2 separate regions of the Homo sapiens genome follow, and region 2 is linked to region 1. The links are chromatin loops, found by intact Hi-C in ENCODE. Cell type or tissue: chondrocyte. All regions are shown on one strand. Links, peaks and the distances in the headings refer to the core of each region. The heading gives the core; the rest is flanking DNA.

Region 1 (10,913 bases), core at 5,338-7,837:
GAACGTTTTAACCGCTGAAGAGCGCCAACGTTTTGGCAGCAGGGAGCTTCATGTCCCTGTGTAATGCCTTTGTAGATCTCATCCCCAAGCAGTAAAATTTACTGGCAAGCTAATTGAATTAGGGTCATGTTAACACGACACGTAAATATTCGAAAAATGCATCAAATCTAGTTGAGAAAGTAAAAGAATTTGACTATTTTCACAGAGTCTGAGCATTAACTCAATCCAATGGACTATATCACTAATACCTAATAGCAGGTGACTAAAGCTGAATCCAATGGACTGTATCACTAACACCTAATAGCAGATAATAGCAGATGACTAAGGCTGAATCCAATGGACTATATCACTAATACATAATAGCAGATAATAGCAGATGACTAAGGCTGAATCCAATGGACTATATCACTAATACATAATAGCAGATAATAGCAGATGACTAAGGCTGAATCCAATGGACTATATCACTAATACCTAATAGCAGATGACTAAGGAAGTGTTGATGGATCTTTGAGTCACACCTTGAAAACTCGAGCTCGTTGTCCGATTCATGAGCCTGGCCTCTGCTCTCTCCGGCTGTGTCGTCCACACCCCGCATGCTTGCCGGCTGATGGCAAAGCTGTCGCTGTGCCATGAAGGGGCCAGTGCAGACTGCGGGGATGGAGCTCAGATCCACTGTCTTGCTTTTCTGCACGGCCGCGAGGCCAGTGTGAATCCTGGGGTACAGCAGCATCCCGGCCCACATGCCCATCTTGATGAGAATTCTCTGGATAAGGGCAGCAGTCAAACAAGTGTGTGGCAAGTCAGGTGTTTGAAGTGAGAGAAGCCTATTGCCATTATCTCTGAATGAAACCAGAGCCCTCATTCTCAAACAATCCTACTTGGAAAAATATGACCTTAAAACATCATCACAACTGAAAGCCAACGAACTCTTGAACGAGTGCTGACTTTCCCAAATGCCTGCTTCGTTGGCTTTCTTGAAGGAGAAGCTAAGAAGTGGAACCTTGGCTATACATGAATGATGCCAACGACGCTAAGGAAACCCTCACTCTCTAACACAGGCTCCACGCCTAATTTACGTGGCCCCGGGAATCCAGCTACATCGGATTCAAATACAAGATCCATAGTGATGGCGTCTGCTGGGCTCTCTGCGTTTTGAATTCACCAGCATTTGAACTCATTCTTCGGGCCTCTGCTGAGATTTTCTTGTCTGACCAAGGGGATGCCAGCCTAACCGGGGAGAACACGAAAGAGAGAGTCAGCAGGTGCTGTCCTGTGGGTCAGGGCTTTAGGTGAGAGGCTGAGAGAGCAAGGCCAGTCAGAGGAAGAGGAGGAGGGAGGAGGACTCCCCAGGCACTCTAAGCTCTGCCTCCTGCTCTCCTGGGGCCAGAGAATGAATACAGGTCTATATTAACTTCAGGAATAACTTGGACCTAGATCTGGGAAGAGCTCGTTTGTGATGATGGTGTTTTTAATCACTTTCACTGTAACAGTTGGTTATTTTTAAAATAGAGCTTCCTGCTGTTAATCTTGGAATCTGCAGGAGAAGCAAGTTAGAAAACCTCTAAGAGACCATACAATGTTTCAGAAGGAAAATGCAGCAAAGACCAGCCAGTCAAGCAAGGAATTCCCATAAGTTCTATCTTATCCTTTTCCTCTGGGCTCCGGGACCTTTCTGCTATTCTGTTCTTATTCCATTTGTTTTATTATTTTTTTTTATGAGGAAACTGATCTCACAGCCACGTGCATTGCAGTACAGAAGGGATATTTGTCTAAGAAAGAAATGAGACCTCCCTTGTCCAATGAGATCACTTAGTGATTTATGCTCATTGAACAATTCTCTGTGATTCCAGGACTCTTGTCAGCTCCAATGCTGTGGGTGGTTTGACCCTGAGTGGGTCCAAGAAGCCACTGACATCACCATGATCAATACCCCGTGGAAAGTTCCTCTCTGCCTTAGAAGAAGGAGACAGAGGCCCTGATGTGTGGAAGGAAGCTGGCCCACTCCCACTGGACGCTGCTACAGCCTCTGAGCTCACCTGGGAGTTACCCGGGAGGGAATGTCCCCAACAGTCTCATCAGCATGAGGATAGAATTTTATCACAATGATAAAGTGTGATATGATCATTTGTCCTAGGGCACTGCTTAGAAATTGTCACTATCGGCCGGGCGCAGTGGCTCATGCCTGTAATCCCAACACTTTGGGAGGCCGAGGTGGGCGGATCACGAGGTCAGGAGTTGGAGACCAGCCTGGCCAATATGGTGAAACCCTATCTCTACTAAAAATACAAAAATTAGCCGGGCGTGGTGGCAGGCACCTGTAATCCCAGCTACTTGGGAGCCTGAGGCAGGGGAATCACTTGAACCCAGGAGGCGGCGGTTGCAGTGAGCCGAGATAGCCCCACTGCACTCTAGCCTGGGCAACAGAGTGAGATTCCATCTCAAAAAAAAAAAAAAGTTCACGATCTAAGACTTCTGTCACTTGAGTTCTATAACCATTGTATAAATGATCAGTGATGCCAGTCACTGGCATTCACGGCTTGTGTTCTGCCTAAATGTTCTGCCTAAATCTGGCTCTCTTTCTGGAGAAATCTCCACCCCACCCATGTCATCATCCCAATCTTTCGCTTCAGCTGCCTATAAATAGAATATCCTAATCCCATATACCAGCCAGGTCACAAGATGTAGTGAAGAAATCATTTGTAGTCAGAAGAAAAGAAATGTTGTATGCAAAAATTAAGAATAAAAATAAATTAAGGAAAACATACATGTTTCTGCCTGTCCTGATGATACACTTGCAAATTCAGAAAGTCAGCACACCTAAGGAACAAGAAAGAAAAAGACCACAGAGTGATTCAGGGACACATATTTTCAAGTGGAGAAGCGAAAGAAAAACAGCTTTAAATGTGTGATTGCACTTGGACTCAAAAGAGCACAGAATATTGGAAAGAGTAGGATCTGACTTCTTTCTAAAGACGGGAACACGAAACCCCAGTAAAGCCAGATCCTTATCTCAACAATTCTAAAAGGGAAAACCATATGGGATCCCAGAGGAGTGGACACACCCCAGGGCTGCTCACACGCACAGATGCTGTCACACAGATTTTCCTAGAATCTGTTTGTTTTGTGGACCGTTTTTCCCTTTAGTTAACTTGGGGTGTATGGAATGGAGGATGAAGTTAGCATTAAAATCATGGTGAGAGAGGAATAAACCAACAGCCCTGGAAGAACCACTGAGTTTTTAAAGGAAAAGTCACTTTAGTTTATGTTGCATTCACTTGTAGCCCCCTTCTAGACACTATCTTATTGCAAAAATGGTGGGAGAAAGGGTAATACACTCATACACTCATTTTTTTTCTTTTTTTTTCATTTATAATTAATGCCCCCAGCTGCCTGTAAAATGGGTTTGAGGTCCCATTGGTCCTGGTTAGTCGACCAGCTGGGAACTAAATTATTAAATAATCATTTGAAAATTAAATAACTTTATTTCATTTCTCCTTGTACTAGGACTCATTAGTACTTTCCATGGCATTTCAAATTTTGATCTAAACAGCAGTAATAACTATCTTTAGATTCCCCAAATATTGTAACCCCAAAGTTATTTCATCCTGACATACTGGATACAGATGAGAGAAGTCTCACATCTAACATTTAACAGGCTACTGTCCTCCCAGGGAGGGGAGCGTCTGCACCACAGCCCTCACAGGCACCAAGAAACATTTAGCAGTGCAAGTAGGAAATCAGTAATAATGATAATAAATTTAGGTATGTGTTTGTGGGTTTGAGGACAGACTTATTTTGAGAAAACATATACTGTCATTGGTTGGATATGAAGAAATGGAAATAACAGGACTAAGAAGTGTTTTAAAAGGATAAGTATGAGGTTAGTGGTTTACCCTGATACTCAAAGTTTGCATCAGTTAAAAAAGCTGGAGTAGAGACAGAAAAAAAGGAAGATATTTGAAACTGGACAGAGCAAAGTTTGATCTCAAAAGCAAAAAGCCAGTTTTGAAAAAGATTTAGAAGTTGCTCTGGAGTAAAAAATCCTTCTTCTTTGACTTTGAAGCATTCATTTTTCTCCAGGGAAATTAGAAATTTCTTAGAAATGACCTCTGTTGGAGCAGCACCATGGAAAAATATCTTCACCACAAACAACTCCGTTTCTCAAGTATGCAGAGCCATTGATGCAAAATGCATTTGACTCATCGTTGGAAGAGACGTTATATTTAGTGGTGGAGCTGGTAGGATATTTTTAGAAATAGTAAAGTTCACAGAATTTTTAATGTGTTGAAGGTCTTTAGAAGATAAGGTTTTTAGGGGATGTGCAGAAGTGGCCATTCGCCATCAGGACTTGAAGGCCTCGTTCCTGCTCCATAGTCACTGGATGCCTTGATATCCAGACCCCGAGACACGCCTGCAGGTCATTTCACGCTGGATATGGGGTGAGGTTCAAGCCCATCCTTGGGGTAATCTGGGGCTGGATGTGTAACATCCCAGGCCGCTGCAGATTTCTTTCAAGAGCCTCCAGTAACACTTAGTTCTTTGGAGAAGAAACTATCCAAATTTCAGAGCCAGAAGGATATCAACAATCCATAGCCATGGGCACCCATCTCAACTGGAACTCGAGGACACTGAGGCACAGAGACCCAAGGGCCTCATGTCAGGCAGCCCAGAGCACTGATGGGCCCCCAGGCACATTCCTTGCAACAGGGCTGCTCTTGTTTCTCACTAGATGAAGTGAAGGAACCAGGGTGCTGCGGAGGGTGGGGGAAGCCCTCGCCACATACAAGAATCATGCATTCTTGGTTGAAGCTGGGCTGTGGCTCCCTGAGCCCTGTGCTATCCGGTCACCTTGCAGCTTTCCACTCATACTCGTACAATTTTCCATGGGACAGATTTAAAAAAGTATCACCCTTCTGAGGAAGATAAGTCAGATGACCCCCAGCTCTACCCTTCTGGGAACTCATCTGTCCACCCTGGCTCTCTGCTCCCACAGGTTTCCCTGGCTTTCCTCTCTCGCAGAGCTTCACTGGCTCTCCGTTGTTTATGACTCACCATCTCAGTTGCAGATGTACTCTTCCCGGACCGTAAGTCACTCCATGTGATGAGTCACCATCCATGTTCTCCTGAGGCCAGCCACTGCTGCTAGTGTGCATGCAGGACGAAACCGAGGCACAGCCATGCACAGAATCCACCTTTCTCTCCTTTAAAAAGGAAGCCCTTATTTCTTTTCTCTATTCCAATCGCTTTAGATGTGGAAGTGGTTTTTGGTTACGTGGATGAACCGTATAATGAAGTCTGGGATTTTAGTGCACCCATTACGCGAACAGTGTCAATTGTGCCCATTTTGTAGTTTTTTATCCCTCACCCCCAGCCACCTTCCCCACTTCTGAGTCTCCAGTGTCCATTATACCACTCAGAAGCCCTTGCATACCCATGGCTCAGCTTCTACTTAAAAGTGAGAACATACGATGTGTGGTTTTCCATTACTGAGTTACTTCACTTGGAATAACGGCTTCCAGTTCCACCCAAGTTGCTGCAAAACACATTATTTCTTTCTATGGCTGAGTGGTATTCCATCATGTACATATATCACATTTCCTTATCCACCCATTGGTTGATGGGCACTTAGGTTGGTTCCACGCCTTTGCAATGGTGAATTTTGCTGTGATAAACATACATGTGCAGTTCTCTTTTTGACATAAGGATTTCCTTTGGGTAGACACCCAGCAGTAGATTGCTGGATGAAATGGTAGATCTACTTTTAGCTCTTTAAGGAATCTCCATACTATTTTTCATGGGGGTTGTGCTAACTTACATTCCCACCAGAAGTGTATACGTGTTCCCTTTTCACCACATCTGCGCCAACATCTATTGTTTTTTGTCTTTTTAATTATGGCCATTCTCATTGGGGTAAGGTGGTATCTCATTTTGGTTTTAATTTGCATTTCCCTGATGATTAGTAATGTTGAGCATTTTTTTTCATATGTTTGTTAGCTGTTTGCATAACTGCTTTTGAGAAATGTCTATTCATGTCCTCTGCCCACTTTTTGACAAAATTATTTGTTTTCTTTTTGTTGATTTGTTTGAGTTACTTGTAGACGCTGGATACAAGTTTTTTGTTGAATGAATAGTTTGCAAATATTTTCTCCTATTCTGTGGGTTGTCTGTTTACTCTGCTGATTATTTATTTTGCTGTGCAGAAGCTTTTTAGTTTAATTGGTCCCATTTATTTATTTTGGGTTTTGTTGCATTTGCTTTTGTGGTCTTTGTCATAAATTCTTTGCCTAGGCCAATGTCTTGAATAGTTTTTCTTAGGTTTTCCTCTTAGGTTTTATGGTTTCAGATCTTTGATTTAAGCCTTTAATCCATCTTGAGTTGCTTTTTGTCTATTTTGAGAAATAGGGATCCAGTTTCTGTCTTCTCCATGTGGCCAGCCAGGGAAACACTCATTTCACTCTGATTCAACAGCAACTTATAAAGCCAGAAAGTAACAAGGAAGTTAAAGATTTCTCTTATCAACGTTTCACTCTCTGCAAATTGACCTTTACAGAGGTAGTTCTTTTAAGGTACATAAAAAAAGAGATCCTGTACAAATGAATGTGCCAACAAATTACATTGGAGATGTATTCTAAAGCCATCTCTAGGTCAAATGACTTGCCTTTGGTATTTTGAACTTTTTTTTTTAAGATGGCATTTTGCTCTGTCACCCAGGCTGGAGTGCAGTGGCACAATCTTGGCTCACTGACTGTAACCTCTGCCTCCCAAGTTCAAGCAATTCTCATACCTCAGCCTCCTGAGTAGCTGGGATTGTATGTGCGCGCCACCACGTCCAGCTAATTCTTTGCATTTTTACTAGAGATGGGGTTTCACCATGTTGGCCAGGTCTGTCTCGAATTCCTGACCTCACGTAATCCAGTAATCCACCCACCTAGGCCTCCCAAAGTGCTGAGATTACAGGCATGAGCCATCGCATCCAGCCTTTGGACTATTTTTTCCTTACTTGTTTCCCATTCCATTGTAATCATTTACCACACTTTATTTATTTATTTATTTTTACACAACTAAGATATGAGCATATCACTGTACTTTAGATCTAATTAGTTATCTGAGATGTAAATAAAGGCTTTGATTCTTTGGACTTGGTAAGGAATGTCTGAAGATTCATAGAACGTGCTTCATCATGAGAGCTACAAAACAGGGAATGCGAAACTGCCAACATACAGTGTGTTCACGGACGTGACCCATCCAGACCAGATTCCTATTTCCAAGTGGGATTCGGAGCTGCAGGTCACATCTGAGCTCTGATCAAATGCGGAATAAGAGCTGGCCACCCATCTGCAAGTTCCTGGGTTCTCCAACCATGTACTGAGCACAGTGTTAGAAATCCTGGCATAACTCAGGCTTTTGAAAGTTCAGATAGCTCTACATGTATTTCGATTTTGTTTCCGAAAATAGATTCAGGGAAAAAAAATCACTTCCGACCACCAGCACAACAAAATTGACCATGCTTGGTTTCCTGATCTACCTCAATAGTGAGACCAACATAGTTTTATGTGACTGGTGGTTTTGGTTTCTCATCCTATAGGGTAGAGCCACTTTATGGCACAGAGGACTCAGTCGTGTGAATAAGCATCAAATCTATGAGATTCACTTCTACACCGTGCCCATACCCCACCGAGATCACGCTACCTCACCCCAGCCCCCAGGTGGTCTCATCAGTAAGTCACAAAAAATTCCTGGGAAATTTGGGGATTGGCTAGTGTTACCTACAATCTTGAGAGGTCATTTAAATGGACGTATACCAAAGAGTTGGCCAGTGATCCTCACTGCATTCAACTTCAAGTTGTGATAAGCAGGAGAGAATGCAGGTGCCTTTAGAGTGGCAGGCTCAGGACCTGGGGCCCTCTTCTCATTTGTCACAAAGGCCCCTCCCTGGGTGATGGGATCCAATCTCATGGCTTAAAATCGTCTGTCAAACTTACATTTCTCTTTTAGACCTCTCTCCTACATTCCAGGTCACACATCAGACCACTGATTTCACAGTCCCAGGTGGTCCACTTGCATCTCAGAATCCCAAGCTAATGACCGTTCGCTGCCACACTGCACACCTTCCAGCCGTCCCCACTTGTACCAATGGCAAGTCCATCCTTGCAGATACTCAGGACAGAGATATGGAGTCGATGGTGACTCTGTCTCCGACACCTCCATCTGAGGCATGAGCAAATCCCACACATACCCAGATCCCAGCGCGCCTTCCCGTTGCCGCCAGAGTTACTGCAGTGGTCTTCTAGTTAGTTTTTCTGCTTCTACCCCGTAGCTGATCAGTCCATTCTCAATGCAGAAGTCAGAGCGCTTCCTTAAATTTAAAAACAAGTCAGCCAGCTGTGGTAGCTGGCAGGGTATGAGGAACAGGCAGCCATGGGCTGACTGTGTCTCTCCACCCCAGCGTTTGGCGTGTAGGTGGGCATGGAAGGACGGGACTCGGAGGGTGGCACTGAGTGATCGTCTGTCTCCCCCGGTGAATCTCCGTGCAGACGGTAGGATTCTTTAAAGGAGAGAGATGGGCGGATTATCAGCCATGTTTTCATAACCCACACAAAAATACTTCTACTATTTGATAGGGTTTGTCCCAATCTTCGTTGATTCCAAATATATCATACAAAAGAGGGAAAGTGCCTCTGAAGACTAAAGCTCCGCAGTCAATGGATGCATGCATGACAAATTGCTATTTGCAGGTAACAGGGCAGCGCCCTCTTTCTTTTCATTCATTTCCCTGCCACTCTGGAGTGGGATTTCCACAGCACAGTATTATCTCCATGATACAATATTTCACAGAAAAGACGCTTCAATGCTGATCAATCTCTACACTTGCCACTATGTAAGTACAATGTCCAGAAGTTTTATGCTTGAAGAAATGGGTCTTCTGCAATAAAGCACTATTCATAGGACACCTTATCATGTAGGCATCCGAAATGTCTAATACAAACACCAAAGAAAAATAAACAGCTCAGTCACCAGGAAAATCACACACAATAAAGTCCAATTTATTTAGAAGATTAATGGCATCAAGGGTAACATATTCTCTTTATTTATAAAATTTTATAGATAAATGGTACGCCCAGAATAGCTCCAGATGCCTAACAGAGTAAGAGAGTATCTGTTTTCTTCCAGAGACATATTTCATAAGAAAGTGAAGGAATAAATCATTTTTAAAACGGTAACATTGTTGGGTGAACCTAATTGAATTATTAAAAGGAAGCCCATTTTGAATTGCTTTAAATGCTTTTTTTACCCATCACTTCACCATCTTATACAGTCTAATATAGACTCCATTTTTAATTTTGTCTCCTGCTTGAAGTCAACTTTTCAAGCAGAAAGGAAACTTTGCAATCACTTGGCTCAACCCATTTTTCAGTTGACCCAGAGTTTACCTTGTTTTCTCAAGTTTATGGAGCCCATAAGTGCTGGATGGGTTTCACTTACTGTTACTCCTCTTCCTTAATGCCCTCGGTGTTCTGTGATTCTTATTAGTATCCAGCCCCTGTCCTTTGCTGTTTGTGTGGCCTTGGGTTTTCTAATGGGTTGGATGAGTCAGTTACAAAATCTCAGGCCTCCAACTCTAGAGTTGAACTTTGCAGAGTCTCTCAGACTCACAAAGACCCTTTAATAAACAAACTTTCCCTAGCTTAATGGAAGTATCTGATTCAACCAAAATATTAGAAATTAATCATGGCATGTATTTCTTCTTTTGTTCTACTTATCAATCAATTATTACTTCAGTAATATTTCTTGCATTGTTTTTAGTGAATTCAGCATTGATTATTTTTTATTTCTCATCCATCCAAAAGCACCTCTGGAGTGGTGTGATGTGCTGTCTACGTGGTCCTGCGTCCTTACTGGGTCAGCTCCTGGATATTTTAGAGAGCCCTCTGTCTGCTAACAGCACAACAGTTCATTTCTTTCATAGCATCAGAGTGCTGTATTGGTTCTTTGGCATTCAGTACAACAATTAATCATTTGCGAGGCTGACATTGATTGTGTGTCCTTACGTGCATTGTGTTTTCGTGTGCTGCCCTGTGTTTCAAAAGAGGCCGTGAGATGGGGAGGCATGGCCTTATTCACCACGGGGCACCTACCTCGATGCTAAGGATAATCAAGCATTAGTCTAGTGGATAGTAACATGGCAGACGCAGAAGACTGAAAGGAGGGTGAGTGGAAGATGTAGACTGCCCAAGGCGAGGCATTCCACGGAAGAGGCCTTGAGTTTGGCGTCACTGTGGTAATTTTTCTATGACTCGCATCTGGTTTTCAGCCATTTCACCTGGGAATTTCTCAAGAATGATGATTATAAAACACACTAGAGAGTTCTAGCTCTGAATATCTCTCATAAAGAAAAGCACCATTTGATGACTTAGATATCAGTAGCTGCAAGTTATGGCTACTTTTACTGAGAGTCAGGCGAAATGACAACATTCCACATACAGCTTTCTGCAAATAAGTCTTATGCTGGAAAACATGGAAGAGGAGCACTCTAGTAGGGCTAGATATCTAGCACCAAAGCTCAGGCTCTCTCGCCATTTTGCCACAGTGGATCTTCCACCAAAACTACCAATAGCAAACTCACACCATCCCAAAGAAGGTAGAATAATATTTGTGAGCATGTCACGTGGGTGAGGAAATTTCATATGCATTATCTAATTCACTTCTTTTAGGAAGGTAGCATCTTCTCCATTGTAGAAATGGGAGAACCTTCTCAAAATTACACAGTTAGCAAGTGAATTAATACAAATACATGAAGGCAGGCTCTCCTGAGTTCCAGATATAGTCGAAGTGAGCCATGAGAAGGTCACTAACAGAACTCGTGCAGTAATTATATCAACTTAAAATGCAAAAGAGACAGGCTGAGAGTC
Region 2 (10,913 bases), core at 3,920-6,419, 290 kb after region 1:
ATAAATAACTGTCCGTCAGACCTAGAAGTGGGATGGCTCATGAATAATGCATGAGCTGTGCACAGCAGCGCTGCCCTTTGAATCAGAGAACATGTTTTTCCCTATCTCCAGAGGGAGAAAGCCCTCTTCCAGCCCCTTTTTAAATTCTTCACTTGGAATGAACCTGACTCCTTCTTGGAAAATCCAACCCCAAATCAACACTCAAGTCCTTGTGTTTTCTTCTCCCCACTTTGAACAAAGGGTGGCTGTGGGTTTGAGGGTCTGAGTCTCTCCTCTTTGCCAAGGCTGCACAGCTGTAGCCCCCACTCCATCCACCTCCAGGCGCCCGAATCCATGCCAACAATTGAAGAACACGCGAGTGACCCTGCTACCGCAGGAGTGTGTTGCAGCCAGGGCTGATGGGGAGCAAATGCAATAACCCTATCTCTGCCGGACTTGCACCTGCTGCCGTCCAGCTTGGTCAGGCAACTCCCACGCAGGAGCCGGGTGACAGGCCTGGAGGGTGGCCTTGCTGGGCCTGGACACCAGCACACGCTCGAGGCAGAGCAGCAGGTCAACCTGCCATTGCCAAAGGCCTGTTGCTCTCCTGCTCCGCCAGCCAAGGCCTGGAAGGGAAGGAAGGAAGAAACAGGGCCCGAGTGCCCTGGCTGGGATAATACCAGGACAAAGGAAGGGGACGGAGAACGGCCTCTGCCTCTGGAAGGGAAAGTGATGGGGTCAGGAAGGAGGAGATGGTCCCAGAGCCAGATTGGAACCCGCCAATGCCAGGAACCAGCAAATAATTGTTGAACAAATGAATGAATGAGTTGATTGTTCTAAAACTTTTGATAGTCTTGGAATGGGGACAGTCCAAAGCTATAGGGTCTCATGGGATCATTCATTCTTTCATCACACGGCTGTGGAGGACGAGGCTCTGTGCCTCTCATCTAGTGGTGGATTTAGAGGAGTTATGAGTCACAAATGGGGCATCCGTTTACGATCTTCTATGGCCCATTAAGGGATTCCCATTCACCACTTAAGCCGCAGGACAGGGATATCGCGTTCCTTTTCATTCTCCGATCACTCACTCACCCACCGAGAACTGTGCTGAGCCCACCCCGTGCTCACAGGACGTGGGGCCCACAGTGAAGGGACGGGGAGGTGAAGTCAGGGAAAGAGGAAAAAGACGGATCCATTAGACACAGGACGTGGCACGGGATTGTTTAGGAAACTGCCATCTTCCTGAAAATATATATTGTCTTTTGATGACTCCCTTCTTAGGGACAAGTCAAATTAACTGAAGAAACTTCTTTTCCCCTTCCCCAAATTTTTGTTGCTACCGTGCAGATATGGATTTAGATGATAAATATCATATATAAAGAGGCCACGAGACTTCTGCTCACTTCCTATCTGCCGTGTCCCTGGCCCTGTGCAAATAAAACCTCTGGCGTCTGCATCTACCTCAGAGCCTGCTGCTGCCACCATTGAGAGATGGAGAAGCAGGAGAGTGTCTGGGGAGTCAGGCGAACCCCAAAGACAACCCACAGACTCTATTCACACAGGAGCTCGAGTGTGGGGAGGCCAGCAAGCCGCCTCCCTGGCCACAAAATCTCAGTCATGAAGGTAAAGGCCAACTACATTTTAATGCAATATGTTTTTAAAAACCAAAGTTAGTACAAAAACCCATGACAGACAAAATATCACAATTTTAAAGACAGAATTGCTGATACTGGATTTTTTTTTTATCCTATGTCTCCAATATGGCTCAGCACGGCACCGGGCCATTGTGTCTAATCTCGATATTAACTTGGCGTGATTTTTTTTCTTTTTTTTTTTTTCACTCTGTCGCCCAGGCTGGAGTGCAATGGCGTGGTCTTGGCTCACTGCAACCCCCACCTCCCAGGTTCACGACATTCTCCTGTCTCAGCCTCCCAAGTAGCTGGGACTACAGGTGCCCGCCACCACGTCCGGCTAATTTTTTTGTATTTTTAATAGAGATGGGGTTTCACTGTGTTAGCCAGGATGGTCTCGAACTCCTGACCTTGTGATCCACCTGCCTCGGCCTCCCAAAGTGCTGGGATTACGGGCGTGAGCCACCGTGCCCGACCAACTTGGCGTGATTTTCTTTGCATTCACGTGGATGTTTTAGGAGAGCCGCGGCACCCTCTGCCCCTCACTGTCCTCATCATCCACCAGTTCTCCACTCGGTGCCAGGTCCCCAGCTGGCATGCGTGACACCACTGCAACATGCTCAGTGGCCCCTGAACCTCCTCCAGGAGACGCCCACACTGGGTTGTAACTCCCTATGCAACATCGGCTTCCACCACTCGACGGTCGGCACAGAACCTGGTCCTCAACCACCCCTGAATACATAAACGATCCTATGAATCAATCCATCCATGAATCAATCCCCCAAGCGTGATCATCCAGACGGGATGCAAAAGATCCCGGTCCTGTTCTCCTTTCCCTTCCGCTTAATACCTTCGGCTTCCTCCTTTTCATACTCCAGCCTCCTGCCTCCTGACCCACACACACCCCACCCCTAAGCCAGCAAAGCCAACGGGTCCAGGGGTGACCTGCCGGTGAAGAGCGACAGAGCAGAGGCACCTCCTAGGGACTGGGGCTCAGACGACCTGGCTCTGGGTAAGACGTTACTCTAAACACGTTTCATGGTTTGTGTTTCTGCTTATATAAAATAGTCATCGGTAGGATTGCCAAGAGCCCAGTTACATTGAATTTTAGATAAATAATAAATAATATTTTAGTATAAGTATATCCCAAATATTGCATGGGATATACTTATAGCACAAAAAAAATCATGTGTGATTTATCTGAGATTCACATTTAACTGGGTAACCTGTATTTTTATTTGCTAAGTCTGGCAGCTCCATCACTGATGTGCCGTTTTAAAACTTCAGACATCACTTTGGCAACAGCATGGTGACCTCATCTCAACCCCCAGCTGTGCCTTCGAGTCTTATTCAAAACGGCATCTTTTTAAACTCCTGGAAGGACCAAGTCTCATGATTTTTTAATACATGATATTTGTCATCTAAATCCATATTTGTGCAGTAGCCACAAAAATTGGAGGAAGATCACAGCTGTAATCCCAGCACTTTGGGAGGCCAAGGCAGGTAGATCACAAGGTCAGGAGTTTGAGACCAGCCTGGCCAACATGATGAAACCTAGTCTCTACTAAAAATACAGAAATTAGCCAGGCGTGGTGGCAGGTGCCTGTAATCCCAGCTACTCTGGGGGCTGAGGCAGGAGAATCGCTTGAACCAGGGAGTTGGTGGTTGCAGTGAGCCGAGATCGCACCACTGTGCTCCAGCCTGGAGACAGAGCAAGACTCCATCTCAAAAAAAAAAAAAAAAAATGGAGGCAGAAGAAAAGAGGTTCCTTCAGTTCACTCGGCTTGTCTCCAATAAATGTGTCATTAAAAACAACCTAAGTTTTCAGGAAGACTGGGATTTCCTAAACAATTCTATGCCACGTCCCATGTCTTACGGATCCGTCTTTTTCCTCTTCCCCTGACTTTACTTCCCCCATCCCTTAACTGTGGCCCTGACCTCCTATGGGGCACCGGATGTAATCACAGCAGTTCTCAGTGGGTGAGTGAGTAATCAGAGAATGAAAAGGAAGGTGATACCCCTGCCCTGTGGCTAAAGTCATAAATAGGAATCCCTTAATGAGCCACATAAGATCATACAGAGATGTCCCATCAACAAAAGTCCTAGAATGATAATAATAATAAAGTCTTGAAAGATGTATTTTGGGGTAGGATATTAAACACAGAAGGAAATTAACCTGACACCAGGCATGTCAGCCTCGGTTCCCAGACCCTCCAGCACACACATCAGGAGACCCAGGTACAGGCTCATCTGTCTGAGTGACTTTCCAGCCCTGTGCTTGGCCCCTTGTCTGGTTCTGTCCATTGTCTGCCTTCTCTTCCTAAGCCATCCATGCACGTCCTAGACAGACACAATGACGGAGCCAAGGACTCTGTGAACGAGGACAGGACATGTTAGCAAAGTCCTCAGCTGCCTGACACTGTGGTGAGCCCATGGGAGGAAAACCATTGGGCCCCAACCCTAAGGGCCAGTCGTCACTGGGCCACAGAAAGGCACACAGACAGCCATCAGTGGGGCTCCAGGTGCCTGATGAGGAAAGACAGCAACATCTCATGCTTAGGGCATTCCCAGCTCAATGAAATAAAGGCAATATTTTATTTAGCAAAAATTGTCACTATTTGTTGGAATGAGAGTCCCTCCTCAAGGCTCACAAACTGTCTCCAGGAGGATTTGTGCCATGGACTACAGCAGGGAGATTGTTTTATCATTATGATTATGAAGTCCTACCCGGCAAAGTCTGAAAATTTTGGTAGAGAAAGCATAAACCTTCTGTGTCTGTGAAGGAAAATTGTTATTGCTACTGAATATATGAATGCAAAATGCCATAATACAAAGATTTTTAATGCATTTCTGTCATATAGAGGGAGAGTAGAAGCTGCTTGAGTTTATTTAAATATTGTTGACAGAAAACTGCTGTCTTTAGGAGCCTAGCCATGGATTAAGATTCATATATATACACATATATACATGCAAATTAAAATGTTGAAAAAGAGACACTTATCAACATAACCTTTAGAAAACCAAGAGAATCTTGTAGCCTGAGAGCATATTCACAGGAGAAAAGGGAAATTCATGAACACCTCATTTTACTTCCTCCCGTAGGAGCTGGGAGATGGGAACATCACTAGACCACGAGCCGGAATTGCTGCAGGAGGATTCCCACACTCTGGGCCTCCGTGGGCACCACGAGGACTGGACGTGCGACCCCAGCTCTCTGGGTCTCAGTTTCGTCTCCTGCAGAGCATCTGAGCTAGACCGTCTCTAAAATTTCATCAAGCTCCTGTATTCCATTCTATTCTGAGATGCCCAATTCTTATGCCTGCTAAAAACCACAGTGAGAAATAATAACCTATGTCCACATTTTTGTTTCCTAGGAGAAATATCAACATGCGTCTGCCAAATAAAATATTGTATTAAATGAGTTATTTCAAAAAGTATTCTTTGACCACCTCAACATGTGTTAAAAGGAATGCCACATGTTAAAAGGAATGCCTCATGTTACACGGAGTCCTTCTAGGGTAAGAAAGAGAGGTCATCTGTGAGACAATGTCTGCTTTTGAAACTCTCCACATAACCATGGCCAGCACTGACCCCTGTTGGAGTAAGATACAGGGAAGAGGCAGCCAGGCAAGCTGGAAGAATGGAAAAAGAAAAAGAGAGTCTAAGAGACAGGAAATTTGATACCAAATCCAGGAAATTTGATACCAAATCCAGGAGCGCTGCATCCTCTATACCAAACCCAGGAGCCCTGAATCCCTCTACACCAAATCCAGGAGCCCTGAATCCCTCTATACGAAATCCAGGAGCCCTGAATCCCTCTACACAAAATCCAGGAGCCCTGAATCCTCTATACCAAATCCAGGAGCCCTGAATCCCTGCATACCAAATCCAGGAGCCCTGAATCCTCTATCAAACCCAGGAGCCCTGAATCCCTCTATACCAAACCCAGGAGCCCTGAATCCCTCTATACCAAATCCAGGAACCCTGAATCCCTCTATACCAAATCCAGGAACCCTGAATCCCTCTATACCAAACCCAGGAGCCCTGAATCCTCTATACCAAATCCAGGAGCCCTGAATCCCTCTATACCAAATCCAGGAGCCATGCCTCCTCTATACCAAACTCAGGAGCCCTGAATCCTTCTATACCAAATCCAGGCACTCTGAATCCTTCTTTACCAAATCCAGGAGGCCCAAAACCCTCTATATCAAATCCAAGGTGTCTGGACCCCTGTATACCAAATCCAGGAGGCCCGTGGCCGTCTATAGCAGATCCAAGTACCTGTGTGAGAGACAATGTGAACTTGAGACCATGAGAACGACGATACGTCTGACCACATCGTGTCCCCAGCACGTGATAGGATAGTACTGGATTGGCCACAGAGCCGCCGATATGCACAACCTGTACAAAAACATCCACTTTTCAGGGAGGTGAAGACACAAGGGAGGGGGTCAGGAGGCACCTGCCAGGAAATGTGCTGTGTCTTTTAACTCAATGACCATTCCACACCTGGGTTATAACATTGCAGTGTCTATGGAATGAAATGGGGGAAATATAAAATGAATAAGGAAGGAAGCAGCACTCAAGAGTTTTATCAGCCAGAGAAAAGTTACTGTTAATATTGTTCCTAAGTTGTTTTTTGATTTTTCTTTTTTTTTCAAATAGAACCTGGATCCTATTGTGCTATATTTTTTTTTCTAACTTGACATGGCATCACCAGCCTTCTCTCTTGTTTCTAACTTGACATGGTACCACCAGCCTTCTCTCTTGTTTCTAACTTGACATGGTATCACCAGCCTTCTCTCTTGTTTCTAACTTGACATGGTACCACCAGCCTTCTCTCTTGTTTCTAACTTGACATGGTATCACCAGCCTTCTCTCGTTTCTAGCTTGACATGGTATCACCAGCCTTCTCTCTTGTTTCTAACTTGACATGTTATCACCAGCCTTCTCTCTTGTTTCTAGCTTGACATGGTATCACCAGCCTTCTCTCTTGTTTCTAACTTGACATGTTATCACCAGCCTTCTCTCTTGTTTCTAACTTGACATGGTATCACCAGCCTTCTCTCTTGTTTCTAACTTGACATGGTATCACCAGCCTTCTCTCTTGTTTTGTTTTTGGAATATTCTGTAAGTGCTGTGTGATCCACAGGACCTACCCCAGGACCTCTGCGCCTGCACCTCCAGCGTCTGTCCTGTGCTGCTACACCCTGCAGCCGCTGCCAGGAGCTCCTGCTGGTGAGGCCCCCAATCAACAGGTGCCCTGGTTACTCTATCTGCAGAGGAGAAGACAGAGCTCAGAGGCAGCACAGGTGCAAATCCAAATGGGGCTGTCACCAAGTTGACCCTGGAATCTTAAATAATGCCCCTTGCAGGTGCCTACTATGTTGGGGCTTCTCTGCACTCCCACCCTTTCTCAACATCATCCCAACAGCACGTCTCCATCAGACGTGGGCTTTGTGACCCCCACCCCCAACCAACCATCCCCACAGAGAGGCTCTGCCCCTGACCTAGGGTGGGCACTCACCTTCTTTCGTTGTTTGCTGTGGCACAGGTGAATTACTCATCTTCTCTATGCCTCATCTTCTTCATATAGGGCAGGGTCTGCCTACCTCATAGCAGAGCTATGAGGGTGAAACTGCATCTGTCTGCATGGTTGTATTTCCATGACATCACTTACACTGTCTGCCTTGGGTGTGATTCCATGCACGAGTCTGTCTCCACTCAGTGACACTCTGGAGAGCTGGAAATGCCTCTGATTCATCTTTCAGTTGCCACAAAACCTAGCACAGAGCCTTGCCCTGTTAGGGAAATAGAAAGACCCCCTTTACTTATTTTATAATTTTCCCCAAGCGCTACACTTTGAGTGTAGGTGTCCGGAGAAGAATTGTGAGGAATGTTCTGATACATCAGCAATTTTTCCCCACCTTTTTGTATCTTATGCACCTGCTCCCAACCCCGTGTGTGTGTCTCAACCCCATCAGGAGTAGATGATGCAGCCCACAGCCCAGAGAGACACAATGGCACAAATTCCCAGCCCCGGAGTTCCATGTGCTGAGGTGCAGGCAGAGACAGTGGGTTTGGAAGGATGTTTTTATCTGAGAAACCCAGTCTCCCCCCCACCTCCAGACTAGCTGTGTTTCTCTAAATGGGAGGAAACGGAGAAAGAGTATCCTAAGTGGGAAAAGGACACTCAATGCCGCTGGGTTCCTGAGAAGGGACTTCGGCCCCGTTGCCCACCCCTGAGGACCAGAGAAAATGATGGGATCCCCGACAGGTGTGGGAATCCAGGCACAGAGAAAGCAAGGCTACCATCCCAGGGAAGGCCCCGGGGAGGCCCTGCACAGCACAGAAGCACCCACATGGGTGGCTGGTCTGTCCAGACGCAGTCCCCAAGATATTCTCCGTGCCCAGGTGGAGAGGGAAGCTGTGGAGTCATTTCCTCCATACCCCAAATAGAGGCTAGACTGGGAAGGAGTCGAGAGAGAGATGTGGAAAAGCCTTTTGACAAGAACAAAAGATAGTGGTGTTGACCAATGGCCTGGCCAGAGAGGACCCCCATAGAGAAGATACTTCCAGCAGAGGCCAGGTGACAAATGACAGGAAAGCACAGGCTGGCCCTTCCTGCAGGTGAGACACCCTGGAGACGAACCCAATTCCCAGAAAGGAGGGGCGGGGAGGCAGAGTCACCAGAGCATTGGCTGAAGTTTGTCTCTCCTGCCAGGCAGATGGCTCGCACACCACAGACCTGGGTCACCTGTCAACGAGGCACCTGTTTCTCTGGCCTGAATTCTAACCAAATATGTCTTTAAAAGTGAACCTACTCTTATCCCAGGTGCCTCCCCCGTGATGGGGGCACACTTTGGTTGGGGTCCCACATCTGGCTGAGACAGAACTCTGAACAGACAGAACACCTGTGGGAGGACAACAAGACCTCATCCCCATAGGCCTTCTTAACACTGTGTTTCTACCTCGTGCCCATTTCTTATGCAAGTCAGGAAAGCGTCCCGCGTCTCCAGCAACCACGCTGCACGTGGCTCGCCACTAGAACGGAAGCCCACAGGAACAGAGGCCCTCCTGGCCTTGTCTACCACGGTACCTGGAACAGAGTAGGTGTTCAATCACTGCTTTAGTCCATGAATGACACACATGTGGATTCACGGCCTGATGTGTAGAAACCCATACGTACACACAGGCAGGCATGAAGCTCGCTGTTGAAAGAGTTACGTAGGTCAGTACTTCTTAGGGAGACAAATATTCCCTGAGCCTCTAGATAGGCCCCTTAATTCTCACGACAGATATTCGTTTTGTTTGTTTGTTTTGTTTTGTTTTGAGACAGAGTCTTGCTCTGTCACCCAGGCTGGAGTGCCGTGGTACGATCTCAGCTCACTGCAACCTCCACCTCCCTGATTCAAGTGATTCCCCTGCCTAAGCCTCCTGAGTAGCTGGGATTACAGGCATGTGCCACCACACCCAGCTAATTTTTGTACTTTTAGTAGAGGTGGGGTTTCTCCATGTTGGCCAGGCTGATCTTGAACTCCTGACCTCAGGTGATCTGCCTACTCCAGCTTCCCAAGGTGCTAGGATGACAGGCGTGAGCCACCACGCCTGGCCACAATAGATATGCTTAAATGTAGGTGACAAATGACAGAATTTTGCTTTTTGGAAACAATGTGCTACTTTCAAAAACCCTAGCACAAGAAACCTTGAGACGACAGCCTCTGGGGAAGATGAGTCATGCAGCCACAATGGGTCTTGTGGTTTCAGCAAAGCCAGGGCAGTGCTATAGGAAAACTCAAAATGAGCCATATAAATCATTGTATTGGGTGATCTTCTTATGCATCCTTGGCACAAAAAAAAAATCTTCCTGGGATTTTCTTTTAAATAATCACAGGGGAGAGAGGAGTTAGGACTAAGCCGAGCATGGATGAAAGAATTTCAGCCACGAATTGGTAGTTCAGAAGTCTGGGTGATACGAACACAGTGATAGAATTTGTCTACTTTTACATATGTCTGAAATTTTCCACCTAAAAAGTTTTTGTGTTTTCAATGCACATCTGTCTCTGGGGCTGGGCCAGCGACTCCCACCCTGGAGGGAACAACATATCCCATCTGTTTCCTTGTGGCTTGTCAGAAAGAACGTTCAGGCTGCTGTATTCTGTCTAAATTCCAGAAATAGTCAGGACACTGCGACTTCCAAGCCTCATACCTGAGATAATTAGAACAAGAAGTCTGTGTTTGTATGTCCAAGATCACTAAAGAATTCAAGAAGCAAGCCAAAGAAAAAAATTATTTTACTAAAATTAACAACTGTAATGATCCCGAATCCATGTTATTTGTACATATGAACTTTCTGAAATGCATGATATTTATATCCAGCAAAGAATGTCTTTTCTTAGCCCAAGAAAAATAAGAAGAGTGAAGTCAAGCTGGCCAGGAAACAGTGGAATGGGTCTGTGTGTTCACCCAGACAGCGTGAGTCAAGGAGGGTTCCACGCTGGGATGATTTCTGACCTACTCATCAATCAGACCTAAGATGAGTGGCCTCAGGTTACTGTCGTAAAAATGCTAGTAGCTACAGAGCAGAGCCTGCTCCAGGCTTTGGGAAAAAGCTGCTGGAACTGGCTGGCTTGTATTTCCTTCCAGAGCCCAGATGCCTCCTGGGTTGTTCCGGTCTGCTGAGCAGATCCCCGAATTTCTAGAAAAATTAGAAACATGGAATCAATGTCATTACCTTTGCAGGGATCAAAGTAAATGGTGAGGCAAAATATGAATCTGGGAGAAGAAGGTTTTCCAGGTTAAGGAATGGCATTTCCAGATGACAGGGATGTGAGGACAGCACATTTGATCAGGGGCTGTGCTACTTCTGACTCGTCTTTTTCCTTGTCTTATGTTCCAGCACTGAAGTTAGTTTCCCATACTCTTTTTTTGTTTTTGTTTTTTTTTTTTGAGACGATGTCTCACTCTGTCACCCAGGCTGGAGTGCAATGTTGTGATCTTGGCTCACTGCAACCTCCGCCTCCTGGGTTCAAGCAATTCTCCTGCCTCAGCCTCCAGATTAGCTGGGATTACAGGCACCCTGCCACCACACCTGGCTAATTTTTGTATTTTTAATAGAGACGGAGTTTCACCATGTTGGCCAGGCTGGTCTAGAACTCCTGACCTCAGGTGATCTGCCCGCCTTGGCCTCCCAAAGTGCTGGGATTATAAGCGTGAGCCACCGCACCTGGCCAGGTTCCATACATTCTTTATCCTCTTATTCTTTGTCTTTTGCAAGAAGGGTTTAAAGAGGCTTATAACAAT

Evidence for each region. A loop is a pair of places that touch in the nucleus more often than their neighbours do. Peaks named below come from ENCODE experiments on the same cell type or tissue, not always from the same donor. Only the 100,000 strongest peaks of a DNase experiment are listed, where the experiment ranks them.
Region 2: a loop joins it to region 1, with 2.7 times the contacts of the local background. A loop is called at or near these places in 3 of 110 quality-filtered maps.

What each region holds. Positions count from the first base shown.
Region 1 is chr10:3,520,185-3,531,097 of GRCh38, reverse strand. The region is part of intron 1 of LOC105376360 (a long non-coding RNA gene); the gene reads right to left. It overlaps LOC124902539 (a long non-coding RNA gene), which reads right to left and starts at 5,484. Exons shown (of 2, transcript XR_007062363.1): 1 at 2,769-5,484; 2 at 1-1,230. RefSeq lists an enhancer at 1-933 and a silencer at 4,981-5,152. In chondrocyte, for the core only: a CTCF peak has its summit at 6,425; no DNase peak of the experiment used is centred there.
Region 2 is chr10:3,226,382-3,237,294 of GRCh38, reverse strand. LINC02668 (long intergenic non-protein coding RNA 2668) reads left to right here. Exons shown (of 3, transcript NR_187504.1): 3 at 4,713-5,031. Among named protein-coding and RNA genes, the nearest start is that of LINC02668, 26 kb to the left of the region's middle. RefSeq lists an enhancer at 1-486. In chondrocyte, for the core only: a CTCF peak has its summit at 5,205; no DNase peak of the experiment used is centred there.